2 separate regions of the Homo sapiens genome follow, and region 1 is linked to region 2. Evidence: chromatin contacts called from ENCODE Hi-C or POLR2A ChIA-PET data. All regions are on one chromosome and are shown on one strand. The core of a region is the stretch at or near the end of the contact, and the rest is flanking DNA. Distances in the headings are between cores, read along the strand shown. Region 1 overlaps STIM1 (stromal interaction molecule 1). Region 2 overlaps STIM1 (stromal interaction molecule 1).

The links. Hi-C counts contacts between places; a loop is a spot of excess contacts on that map. ChIA-PET counts read pairs that join two places held with the same protein, here RNA polymerase II (POLR2A). Pooled maps may share reads with other maps.
Region 1: a map of naive thymus-derived CD4-positive, alpha-beta T cell shows a loop between it and region 2 (5-fold over the local background). The contact joins two enhancer-like sites. A Hi-C loop is called at or near these places in 1 of 168 maps with a recorded cell type or tissue (naive thymus-derived CD4-positive, alpha-beta T cell) and 7 of 50 pooled maps. POLR2A ChIA-PET finds 5 or more read pairs at or near these places in 10 of 52 experiments (BJ, Caco-2, GM12878 and 7 more).

The regions. Positions count from the first base shown.
Region 1 is chr11:3,878,223-3,884,664 of GRCh38, forward strand. All of the region lies in intron 1 of STIM1 (stromal interaction molecule 1), which reads left to right. Among named protein-coding and RNA genes, the nearest start is that of PPIAP40, 12 kb to the right of the region's middle. Within about 2 kb of position 2,654, at least 9 of the 41 ENCODE cell types and tissues checked have a DNase peak (open chromatin) inside an H3K27ac peak, as active enhancers do.
Region 2 is chr11:4,069,715-4,076,581 of GRCh38, forward strand. STIM1 (stromal interaction molecule 1) reads left to right here. Exons shown (of 13, transcript NM_001382567.1): 6 at 312-489; 7 at 4,788-4,965. Among named protein-coding and RNA genes, the nearest start is that of RRM1, 22 kb to the right of the region's middle. RefSeq lists an enhancer at 3,005-3,299. Within about 2 kb of position 3,142, at least 2 of the 41 ENCODE cell types and tissues checked have a DNase peak (open chromatin) inside an H3K27ac peak, as active enhancers do.

The DNA of each region.
Region 1 (6,442 bases), core at 1,404-3,903, 190 kb before region 2:
GAGACAGAGGGAAGAAAAGGGAACTTTTGCTGAGCTGTTTCTCTAGGCTAGGTGCTTTACACCAATAATTTTCTTTAATCTTCACAACAACTTTGTGAGGTAGCTATAATTAGTCTTGTTTTACATATGATGAAACTGAGGCCCAGAGAGGTTAAGCAACTTACCCAAGGTCACAAAGCTAGTTAATGATAATAAGTTATTATTTATCATGTGCCTGAAAAGCACATATGAAGTTTCTTTTTTTTTTTGATCCTATGAAAGATAATTATTACTTCTTCAATGCAAATGAGGAAACTGGGAATTAAAGAGCTTTGGTTACTTGTGGAAGGTCACTCATCTGGCAGTGTCAGTGCAGGGATTTGAAACCAGGTCTGTCTCATTACAGAATGTGTTCCCTTGATGTCCATGTTGCTCTGCAAATGGAAGAGCTGGGATTCAAATGCAGAGTCATGAGAGCAGGGCTTATGTCTTACCTATCTTTGTGTCACCATTCCCTATGACAGTGCTTACCATGTTGTTAGTGCCCAATAAATGCTTGCTGTAAAATCTAGCTCTGCCCTCCCCATAGCTCATGTTAGCTGCAGTGGGTTCCTATTGCTAGCTGCGTCCTGCCCCAGCTGCTCGGCTGCCTATCTTCCCCCGACAGTTTGGCCTTATCGTGCCTACCCATTGTGGCCTCCTTGACATCCCAACACACAGCATCTCCTCTAGTACTGTTGCTTTCCTCTTCTTCATACCTCTTTTTTTTTTTGAGACGGAGTCTCGCCCTGTCACCCAGGCTGGAGTGCAGTGGCGTGATCTTGGCTCACTGCAACCTCCGCCTCCCGGGTTCAAGCAATTCTCCTGCCTCAGCCTCCCGAGTAGCTGGGACTACAGGTGCACACCGCCACACCCAGCTAATTTTTGTATTTTTAGTAGAGACGGGGTTTCACCATGTTGGCCAGGCTGGTCTCGAACTCCTGACCTCAGGTGATCCACATGCCTCAGCCTCCCAAAGTGCTGGGATTACAGGAATGAGCCACTGCGTCCAGCGTTTCATACCTCTTTTCCCTAGCTATACATTTTCCTCTGGCTATGGCTTTCCAAAACCCTCCAATCCTGTTCATTCTTTTCTCTGTAGTTTTTCTGACTTATTCCAGGGACTTCCCTTTCTAGATTATAATCTTCTTAGTCTGTACCATATAATTTGTCACCTAATTATCTACTGTTTCACTTTCTGTTGGTTTCGTGGACATTAATCTTCTCCCCAGCCAACTGATGGTAGTCATATTATAATAACTCCCCAGATTGGTTTGTGCTCTGCACTTTACAAATCACTCCACTGTTTAAGACCTGTCTTTTTGCTTATCATGCCCACAGCTGCTCTGTGAGGTGGGACAGGAGGGGATTGTTATCTCCATATTATTGTAAACAAATTCAAAGAAAGCAGGTGACTTCCCAATGTCATATATGTAATTAGGGGCAGAACAGAAACTATATCTCAGGTTTACTAATTTCTGGCTTAGAATTTTATCTGCAGGCTCTTCTACATTTGTTTTTTTCCTTACCATTTCCCCTCTTGCCTTCAAGGGTCACTCAAGGCAGAACATCTACCTTGTGGGTTTTTAGGAGGTTTGGTTGGTGACCCAGTGAATGGTAAAGTAGCCCAGATATCAATCTTAGGTACTTCTCAGTGGCATCAGTGTTCTGGGTTGCTATTGCCGAGAGAATTCTCTTTCTGTGGCTATTAGGATTAATGTTGAACTAAGAAGCATTAGATTATTATGAATGGTCAGAACACACTCTCATGGAGATCCAGGAAGCAGGACAGGATGTGTGGTGCTGGGCACTTTTGTGTTGTGGCAATGGCATGAGTTTGCAAGCAGTCAGGCCAGAGTTTGAAATCTGGCTTTGCTGTTGTTTGCTGGCCTCATGACCCTTAGTAAATCATTAATCTCTCTGAGCCTTAGGGCCACTGAGAGAATGTATTTAAGGGCCACATAATGGCCTGTGAAAACAGTATTTGTTGTTGGTTTTTATTGCCAATACTACTTTAAGTTTAAGGTGCCTGAAGGGCATTAGAAGCCTGCTAGCACCTGTGACCCTTGCAGGTTACTTCTCGTGTCTTGATTTCCAAGCATTAGTGATGACTACCTTGGAAGCTATTGGCTGATAGAGGATGAGCTTGAATGCTGTTCCCAAAGTCTCCCGTCTCCCAAGTTTCCAGTGCCTTCTCAGGGCAATGAAAATAGTTTGTGGACAGCTGGGGGATGGTTTCAGTGTCAAACTTTGGGAGTAAAATCTTTCATGTTTTTCTGAAGAACTTTGGCATTAGAATTGTTGGTTCTGGAAAGTCAAGAACACAGTTGTTATTGAGAGATTTTAGTTATTTCTGAAACCAGATATTGCTCCAAAGCTGTTTGTTAAATACTTCCCTACTCTTCCTAAACCCCTGCCCCTCCCCAAAAGAAAAATAAATCATATTCAGACCATCGTGCGATGGTTATATCTCTGGCCTCCCTGGTCACCCAGCCTCTAGCTCTCTGCTAGCACCACTCCAAATTGCTGCTTCAAAAGAGGTCAGTCAGCCCCTTTCCCTTACTCCTCAACCATGACCTGGTCTGTCTGGAAAGAGGATGAGATACATGGACCAATACATCCTATTTAAAAGGGAGCTTGCTTTCTCACTAGGGACTTTAGACTGCCTGACACACAGGAAATGACTAGAAAATCTGACCAGTGGAGCATAACTCATTGCTAAAATGGCAGGTTTGGACGGCTGCAGGATGGGAGAGCAGGCTTCCTGAAGAGGCAGGAAGGGGCAGCTGGATGGGAAAACAGTGACTTTTGAGTTTTTCCTTTTAGAGTATGGTGACGTAGGCCGTTTATTAAAAAAAAAAAAAAAAAGGAAAATCACATAACATAAAATTAATCATTTTAAAGTGTACAATTCAGTGGGATTTAGTACTATCATAAATGTAGTTCAAAACTATTTCATCAACCCTAAGGAAATCCATACCTGTTAAGCAGTTGTTCCTAATTCCCCCTCTCCCTTTCCCCTGGCAGCCATCAATCTGTGTATCTGTGTTTTGTCTGTATAGATTTACCTATTCTGGATATTTCATATAAATGGAATCATATGATCTATTGATCATATGATTATTTTATTTTATTTATTTATTTTTTCAAGATGGAGTCTCTCTCTGTTGCCCAGGCTGGAGTGCAGTGGCATGATCTCGGCTCACTGCCAGCTCCGCCTCCCGGGTTCATGCCATTCTCCTGCCTGAGCCTCCCGATTAGCTGGGACTACAGGTGCCCGCCACAGCACCCGGCTAATTTTTTTGTATTTTTAGTGGAGATGGGGTTTCACCCTGTTAGCCAGGATGGTCTCCATCTCCTGACCTCATGATCTGCCCATCTCAGCCTCCCAAAGTGCTGGGATTACAGGCGTGAGCCACCGTGCCCGGCCGATTATTTTATTTTTATTTATTTATTTTTTTGAGATGGAATCTCGCTCTGTAGCCCAGGCTGGAGTGCAGTGGTGTGCTTTCTGCTCACTGCAGCCTCCGACTCCTGGGTTGAAGTGATTCTCCTGCCTGTAGCTGGGATTGCAGGCATGTACTACCACACCTGGCTAATTTTTGTATTTTTACTAGAGACGGGGTTCGCCATGTTGGCCAAGCTGGTCTCGAACTCCTGACCTCAGGTGATCCACCTGCCTTAGCCTCCCAAAGTGCTGGGATTACAGATGTGAGCCACGGCGCCCGGCCTTGATCATATGATTATAATGGGATCATATGATGTATTGTGTCTGGCTTCTTTCACTTAGCATAAGGGAAAGTAAGTTTTAGAGGTTCATCTATATTGTAGCATGTATCAGCACTTCATTCCTTTTTTTTTTTTTTTTTTTTTTTTGAGACAGAGTTTCGCTCTTGTTGCCCAGGCTGGAGTGCAATGGTGCGATCTTGGCTCACCGCAACCTCTGTCTCCTGGGTTCAAGCGATTCTCCTACCTCAGCCTCCCGAGTAGCTGGGATTACAGGCGTGCGCCACCACGCCCAGCTAATTTTGCAGTTTTAGTAGAGACGGGGTTTCTCCATGTTGGCCAGGCTGGTCTTGAACTCCCGACCTCAGGTGATTCGCCCACCTCAGCCTCCCAAAGTGCTGGGATTACAGGTGTGAGCCACCATGCCTGGCCACTCCATTCCTTTTTATGGCTGTGTAATATTTCATTGTATGTTTATACAATAATTTGTTTATCTATTCATCCACACGTGGGCAATTTGGGCTGTTTCCACCTTTTGGCTCTTGTGGATAGTGCTGTTAAGAATTTGTGTGCACCGTTTACCTATGTACCAAACCTACACATCCTGCATATGTACCCCGGAACTTAAAATAAAAAGAAAAAAGAATATGTGTGTACATGTACCTGTTTGAGTACCTGTTTCCAGTTCTTTTGGGTACATACCTAGGAGTGGAATTGCTAGGTTATATGGTAATTCTGTTTAGTTTTTGAGGAACCAACAAACTCTTTTTCACAGCAGCTGAACCACTTTTTACTTATACCAGCAATGGACTAAAGTTCTAGTTTCTCTACATCTTCACCAAAGTTTGTTATTTTTTTTATTATAACCATTCTTGTGGATATGAAATAGTGCCTCACTGTGGTTATGAAATAGTACCTCATTGTGGTTTTGACATGCATTTCTCTAATCTCTAATGATATTGATCATCTTTTCATGTACTTGTTGGTTAGTTGTATATCTTCTTTGGAGAAATGTCTAAGTTCTTTGTCTATTTTTTAAAACTAAGTTGTTTGTTTTTTTGTTATTGTAAGAGTTCTTTATATATTCTGGATACTAGACATTTATCTTTTTTAAAAACATTTTGGGGCAAACCTTTCTTGACTTAAAAATCACCCACTAGCCTTTAAATATACCTAGCTCTTTCATGTCTCAGCCTGTGCTCATGCTTTTCTCTTTGTCTAGAATATCCTTCTTTTCTCTGGTGGTTGAAATTATAATTGTTCCTCAAGACTCAGCTCAAATGTCACTTCCTCCGAGAAGCTCTCTTAATTGGTTTCTCCTCCTTCTTCCACTAGTTAGGTGCTCCCTTCTATGAACATCTCTATAATGGGACACCATTTTTTTTGTTTGTTTGTTTTTGTTTTTTGAGACAGAGTTTCACTCTTGTTGCCCAGGCTGGAGTGCAATGGCATGATCTTGGCTCACTGCAACCTCTGCCTTCCGTTCAAGCAGTTCTCCTGCCTCAGCCTCCCGAGTAGCTGGGATTACAGGCATGCGCCACCACGCCCAGCTAATTTTGTATTTTTAGTAGCGATGGGGTTTTACCATGTTGGTCAGGCTGGTCTCGAACTCCTGACCTCAGGTGATCCACCTGCCTCAGCCTCCCAAAGTGTTGGGATTACAGGCATGAGGCACCACACCCAGCCAATGGGACAATTTTTTATTGTCTGCTTCAAACCACTAAGTTATATTTTCTAGAGTCAGGGATTATATTTGATTCATTTCTGTCTTTAGCATTTAGCATATGACCTGACATTTAGTGGATGTTAATAAATGCTAAATGAAACTTGAGTATAGACTGAAGACTTACTTGATAGTAATGACACCAGACACCATCACTGTAGGAGGGATCAGTTGCGGGCTGTACTAGATGTATTCATATAATAAATATTTAAGACCCTACTGTGTGCCAGAAACTCTGCTTGGTATGCAGTAAAGAATAATAGTCCCTATTGTTTTATATTCAGGTAGGAAGATAGGCAATAAACAAGGAGATAAGTAATATAATGCTTGGTAATCATAAGTGCTAAAAAACAAAGTAAGCAGGGCAAAGGATTAGAGAGTGATGGGGGTGCTATTTTAGGTAGAGGGGTGGGGAAGGCCTCTCATTGGATGGCCCTTAAAATCACCTCACAAGGGTCTGGATCAGGAATCAGAAGTCTTGGGTTCTTCTTCTATCTCTGTGCTTTGTTACTTAGCAAAATTACTTAACATTTCAAGGTTGGAGTTTCTTTGTCTATAAAATGGGTACAAGAGTCCCTGCCCTGGTATTGTGGGAGTGTTGTAAGGATTCAGTGAGTTAATGGACATTGAAAGTGCTTTGTTGTATGGTGAACAGCATGATGTTTGGCTTTCCCTTTCCCAAGTTGAGAGGATGAGTGAGCAGTGTGGGAGCCAGCCAGATGTTTCCAGCACTTTGAAGACAAAAGGAACTGGTTTCTGCTGGGAGCTGTCATGCTAGCTTGCCTGGGACACTGACTTATGCAGTCCTGATCCAGGGGCTGAGAGTGAAACCCATGCCCCAAGTGGTTCTCCATGTACACTGGCAAAAGGGAATAGCCTTGGGAACTTGGGGCCTGTTCTGTTTAGCCCTCCAGGAGGTAGACTGTGGAGACCACTCTTTCTCTCAGTTCAGCCTTATTTCTTGCTATGTCTGAA
Region 2 (6,867 bases), core at 1,892-4,391:
GGCTGGGGCATATTGAGAAGGCACTAGTTCTCTCCTCTTCACTGCATCTTAAGAAAGTGTGATTTAATAAGCATCCTGTATTGCTGTAAGGCCTCTCATTTCAAAACAAAGCCTTGGCTAGCAGAGAGATAGACATAGAGCTTACTGTAATAGTGTATGGCAAGTGTGTATCTAAGAAGAGAAACTAATTCCTTCTCAGTGGGAGAGTGTGTCTGTTATGGAAGGCTTCATAGAGGAGGGATGCAGTGGAGTCTGCAAGGCTAAGTGTGCAGTGGGCACCCTAACTCATCATGCCCTCCCCTCTCTGGCAGTGACTCGCCATAATCACCTCAAGGACTTCATGCTGGTGGTGTCTATCGTTATTGGTGTGGGCGGCTGCTGGTTTGCCTATATCCAGAACCGTTACTCCAAGGAGCACATGAAGAAGATGATGAAGGACTTGGAGGGGTTACACCGAGCTGAGCAGAGTCTGCATGACCTTCAGGAAAGGTAAGGCCTGCCCCTTCAGGAAAGGTGAGGCCCTGCCAGTTCTTGGGAACCTCCTATTTCCACCTGGGTGTGAGCCACTTGGCCCCTGAGACCTTGTCAGCATGGCAGCCCAGGCTGCATCATCCTTCCAAAACTGCATTGCAAGTTTAGGTTGCTGATATTCCAATTGCTATTGGGCAGTTATTCCTCCTGGGGAGAAACTTGTTTCTATCTTTTTTGCCTCTTAGCTTCAGAGGGAGAAATGTGTAGCTGCCAGAGGTCTTGAGCTTCCCATTGCTTGTTATGGGGTCATTCTTCCTTCTGCCTGTCTCTGGACTGCTTCTCCTAGCATATAAATAGATGTAATGAACTGTTCTTTACTGTTCCCCAAAGAAACCTCAAAACCTTCCTTCTTACTGTCCTTAGTTCTTTCTTATAAGGAGTCTAAATCTCATAAACACTAACTTGCTATATAACTTTGGATAAATTTCTTTCCCTCCCAGGATTTATTTCCTCATTGGTAATATGAAGGGATTGACCTTGGAGAATGCTAAACTCTCCTAGGAGAACACTTCCAACTCAGATGGTCTGGGATTCTGTTAAAATAAAATGTGACTTCAAAACTATGGCAGAAGATTTAACTGTGAAAAGAGAGTGCCCGTCAGTCAGTCAGTCAGTCCTGACGTCTAGGAACCAGTTCTGTGATGGCAGTTATGAGAAATTCACTGGTCCTGAGAAAAAAAACTTACACACCCACAAGAAGCAGCAGTGAGAGCACACTTAATGCAGACTTAGTTCCAGACTCAGCTTATAGGATAAGAATGCTAATGTCTAGAAAGACAAAGAGGTGGATGAGTGGATGTGGGACTCTGAGGAGGTAGCCTTTAAAGATGGGTAGCGAGGTCCTAGGTGTTAAGGTTGAGTGTATAGGGTGGGGTCAGATCCCTGGAACCTTAAGATGCATGTGGGGAAGTTAGTAGGATGCAGAAGGCAATAGAGAGTCAAATCAGGTTTTTTTGGTTGTTTTGTTTTCGAGAAGAGGAGAGGTCTATTCAAGACTGTCTTTTAGAAAATGATTCTGGAAGCCTAGGGACTCTAGTTGGGAAGTCTTTGCAGGAATTCATGTAAAAGGAAATGAAGTCTTGTCTTTTCATTTATTTCTATTTATTATTATTATTATTATTTTGACTCTGGGTCTTGCTCTGTTGCCCAGGCTGAAGTTCAATAGCATGAACATGGCTCACTGCAGCCTCCACCCCCTGGGCTCAAGAGATCCTCCTGCTTCAGCCTCCTGTGTAGCTGGGTGCATGCCACCATGCCTGGCTAATTTTTTTATTTTTTGTAGAGACAGGGGTCTTGCTGTGTTGCCCAGGCTTTTCCTGAACTCCTGGACTCAAGAGGTCTACCTCAGCCTCCCAAAGTGCTGGGATTACAGGCCTGAGCCACTGTGCCCAGCCATTGTGTTATTTTTAAATGGTAAACACTATTTAATTTGGAGGGGTAGGGACAAGACTTCTTGTGAGCCAGGTATTGTTAAATACTTAAATGCATTATTACTTTTAATCACTATGGCCCTTTGAAGTAGGTACTATTAGAGTTGGGGAAATGAAGGCTCAGAGAGGGTAAGTGCTTTGTTCAGGGTCATATATCAGTAAGTAGTGAACTAGGAATTTTGACACTCCAGGGTGCTGCCTCTACTGAGGTAGCAGACTTATTGGATTTATTTCCATGGGCTGGGCTTCTAGGGAGCAAGAGGGGTCTGATCTCTAAGCTGATTCCTGGCTACTTTGCTGGGCCCCTTGTTCTTGGGCCCTTTGCCAGTTAGGAGCTAACTGCTGCTGTCTGAGCAGTCCCCATACCTCATTTGTTTGAAAAACATGTACTGTTTCCATTCCAAAGGCAAAAGAATCTAGGCAGGAGACATTCCAAGTTTGGGGATAAAACTAAGCTCCCAGCACTCCCTGCTCCCTAAAGCTTCCAGAGCTAAATGACCACTGTGGCACTTAGAAAGAGACAAAGACACCCCTCCCCTTTTCCCCCTAGAGATAGGCTTGCACACATGCACACATATATCCTCCTCTGAGTGTCCAGAGCCCACATGCCACCTGGTTCCTCCTTGTATTAACAGACCTGCAATGCCAGCTTTCACAGAGCTTTATTACAGAGTTCCTGATAATTTATGTGAATAAATATAATTCTACATATACAGTCCAGTTAGGATTTCATTGAGTTTCAAGATAATTATTTGAGGCAGGCAGGAATTTTGATTCCCAAAACAGGCAAAACTTGCTCATAGTCACACAACTGCTTAGAGCCAGGACTAATTGCAATGCTAATTGTTGTTGCCTTGGAGTGGGGCAGTGCTTAATTGTATACTTATTTGCTCATTTCTACACCCAACAATGATTATTGTTCTCCATCTCTAACAGACCTTATTGGAACTATGAAAGGGTGTCAGTCTTGATTCTACTTTAAAGGAGCTCGCTATTATTATAAAGGACAGACATATCATAGTATTGGCTTTTCTCAAGAGGCTGCTTTCATAAAAGGACAGTATTTCAGTGAAGAAGTGAATCCTTAATGGTGTAACTTTATATAGTTGGGTCATGGAAGAGTACAGTAAAGGAGGATATTCAGCAAGGGAAGGAGATGGCAGGAAATGGCGCCTCTGATTTGTCTTTGCCTATGCATATATCGCCATCTGGTGTTCATTTTCAGGGGGTTCAACTCCCTTTCTCTTCAGGGACAAATTAGGCAGATCACAATTTGCGGGAAGCTTGCAGCCTAACATTTCCTCTTCTTACCTCCTTGCTTGTTCCATGATGTCTTTTGAAGTCTCCGCCACTGATAGCTCTGGACTTAGAGGTTTTTTTTTTTTTTTTTTTTTTACAGATTGAGTTCTGTTTGTTTCATCTACTTAATTATCTCAGTGGTCAGTGTTCTCTAGGGGTCCTTCTTGTTCTGTAGTCTATCCTTTCTTTTCTATACCTCAAGTCTAAGCTATATATCTTATCTCTTCTTCACCATCCTTTCTCCTTCCTAATCTGGTCCCCTGGTAACCTGGTGGTTTTTACTTAGAAAGGAAGACCAGACAGTAAAGTCCGTTTTCTCTTCCAAAGGGATTAGCAAACTCTCAGTCTTTGTTCTGGGTGTAGCCCAAGTCTCTCTTTCTTTCCCTGACTCCTTTCAGGCAGAGCTGATGACTCCATCTTTTGGGAAGACCCAAGACCTTATATATCTATATCTATCTCTTTCTATTATAGAATTTGTCACACTGAATACAGTTATCTGTCTACTTGTCTTTGTTGGAGTAAATCATGAGCTCCTCAGTGGCAGGGAGAGCTTTCTGATTTATCGCCACGTATTTAGGGCTTAGCACAGGGCTTGGCACTTAGTAGGCACTTGAAAGAACTCGGTGAATGAATAGATGAATGAATGAGTGTATTAACATAGATAGCCGTGTGGAGGAAAGAAGTGAAGAAGCGGGAAGGCTTGTTTAGCTGGATGGAAGGTTTTGTCGGTGAACTGAGGGAATGTGTGTGACGGTGCAAGGGTAGACTTACATTATAACTCATGCCCTTGAGATCTTATCCACTAAGGAAGATACTTAGGAAAGGAACTCAGGGCCTGGGGGCAGCAGGGGACTCTCCTGAGTCCTTTGGCATAAATTTAATTTGTTTTGTGCTTCTGGGAACAGAAGCTCAGGAGTCCAAGAGGACTCCTAGCTCAATAGTTCCTCCTCATCTTCCCTAATCCACCCCTCTGCTACCACCCCAGTCATTTCTCAGCCATTAGGTTTTCCCTGGATCTTTTTGTCAAGCTTGCAGGGTATTCTACATTCATTGAACTTTCTAGATACCACTACATAAGAGGAATAATTGTGGCATTTGAAGTCACACAGATTGGAATTCTAGCCTCAGTTCTTCCTACAAGTTGCAAGACTCTGTATCTGCCTGTCCCAGGCTGATAATGATACCAATATATCATTATCTGCTGGGAGGACAAATGGGAAATACCTTGTAAACTGGTACTTGTTATGATTTTAGTATGAGATAGTTTCGAGGAGGGATTCAGATGCCTGAGAGCCTGGCTTCATAGCCTTGATTACTGGCAGCAAAATGATGGTCAGTGTGTGAATTAGGTAATGACTGTGGTTTCTATGGGCCTTGAGCTAGCTCAGAGCCAGACACACAGCAGAGCAGGGAGAATATATGCTGAGAGTTGGAGCTGTCATTTTCCTCTTTGATGCCATGACTCATGGCATGTTGGCTGGCACCCCCTTGCCTGGCCTCCTCCAGCTCCCTGCATTGCCCCCCCAGGCTGCACAAGGCCCAGGAGGAGCACCGCACAGTGGAGGTGGAGAAGGTCCATCTGGAAAAGAAGCTGCGCGATGAGATCAACCTTGCTAAGCAGGAAGCCCAGCGGCTGAAGGAGCTGCGGGAGGGTACTGAGAATGAGCGGAGCCGCCAAAAATATGCTGAGGAGGAGTTGGAGCAGGTAGGAGAGTCCACAAATTCCTGGACACCTTGACGGGTGGGTAAAGGGCAGGGGCCCAGGGTCTGGCTAGAAAGTTACATGTGTGAGGAATTTGAAATATGATCCAAAGACTATGTTCTAGAGTCACTGGACTCTTACCAACAATAAGAGTTCAAGTTGTAAAAAATAGTCACTATGGGCCAGGCACAGTGGTTCATGCCTGTAATTCTAGCACTTTGGGAGGCCAAGGCAGGTGGATCACCTGAGGTTAGGAGATCAAGATCAGCCTGGCCAACATGGTGAAAGCCCATCTCTATTAAAAATACAAAAAAATTAGCCGGGTGTGGCGGCGGGCACCTGTAATCCCAGCTACTTGGGAGGCTGAGGCAGGAGAATTGCCTGAACCCCGGAGGTGGAGGTTGCAGTGAGTGGAGATTGTGCCATTGCACTCCAGCCTGGGTGACAAGAGTGAATCTCTGTCTCAAAAAAAACAAAAAAAGAAAGAAAGAAAAAAAGAAAATTATAAAAATAGTCACTATGATTTTCAAAGAACAGTGGATAATAGGTGATAACAGTTATTTTGTTCCTTTTTTGAGGTATTTACATAAAGTGTACAAGTCATAAGTATACAGCTGGCAAGCTTTTGCATATGCATGTACCTGTGTTACTACCACCCAGATCAAGATACAGAACCTTCTCAGCACCCCAGGAAACTCACTTTTGCTACCCCAATTAATATTTCATCCAAAAGTTAACTACTGTCACAACTTGTAAACCAGATTAGTTTTGTCTAATTTTGAACTTCATATAAATGGCATTATACAGTATATACTCTTTTGTGTTTTGTTTCTTTCACTCAACATTATGTCTATGAGAGTCATCAAAGTTGCATGTAGTGATAGTTGGTTTATTTCCATTGCTGAGTAATAATCTATTGTATGAGTATACTTTAATTTATCCACTCTTCTGTTGATAAACATTTGGGTTGTCTGCAGTTTTGTTGACTTTTATGAATAATATTGCTATGAACCTTCTTGCATATGTCTCTTGGTGGGCATAAGCCCTCATTTCTGTTGGACATATAATATTCATGTATTTAGCTTTATTAGAAACTGTCAAACAATTTTCCAAAATGATTGTACCAATCTATACTGCCACAACAATGTAAGAGAATTCTAGTTGATCCATGACCTCAGTATTTTTAGGCATTTTAATTTTAAACATTCTGGTAAATATATAGTAGTATCTTGTGATTTTAATTTTCATTTCCCTAATATTATTAAACACCTTTTTATAAATTTATTGGCCATTTGATTTGGGAATCTCTTCTCATTTTAAAAATTGGATTGTCTGTCTTTTTCTTATTGATTTGTAAGCATTATTTATATATTTTGGATATTAGTCTTTTGTCAATATAAATACACATATATATAGAAAATATTTTCTCTCAGTCTTGACTTTTTTTTGCTTTATTGTCTTTTGATAAACAGAAGCCCTTGATTTTAATGAAGTGTAATTTAATCAGTTTTTTAAAATGATTGATGCAGTCAGGCGCCGTGGCTCATGACTGTAATCGCAGCAGTTTGGGTGGCTGAGGTGGGCAGATTACTTGAGGTCAGAAGTTCGAGACCAGCCTGGTCAACATGGCAAAAGCCCGTCTGTACTAAAAATACAAAAATTAACTGGGTGTGGTGGCACATATCTGTAGTCCCAGCTCCTTGGGAGGCTGAGGCAGGAGGATTGCTTGAGCTTGGGAGGTGGAGGTTGCAGTGAGCCAAGATAGTGCCACTGCACTCCAGCCTGGGTGACAGAGTGAGACTCCATCTCAAAAAAAAAAAAAAAAAAAAAAAAAAAAAAAATTGATGCTTTTTGCTTTTTGTTTCTTGTTCAAGAAATCCTTCCCTATCCCCAAGATATTTCCCT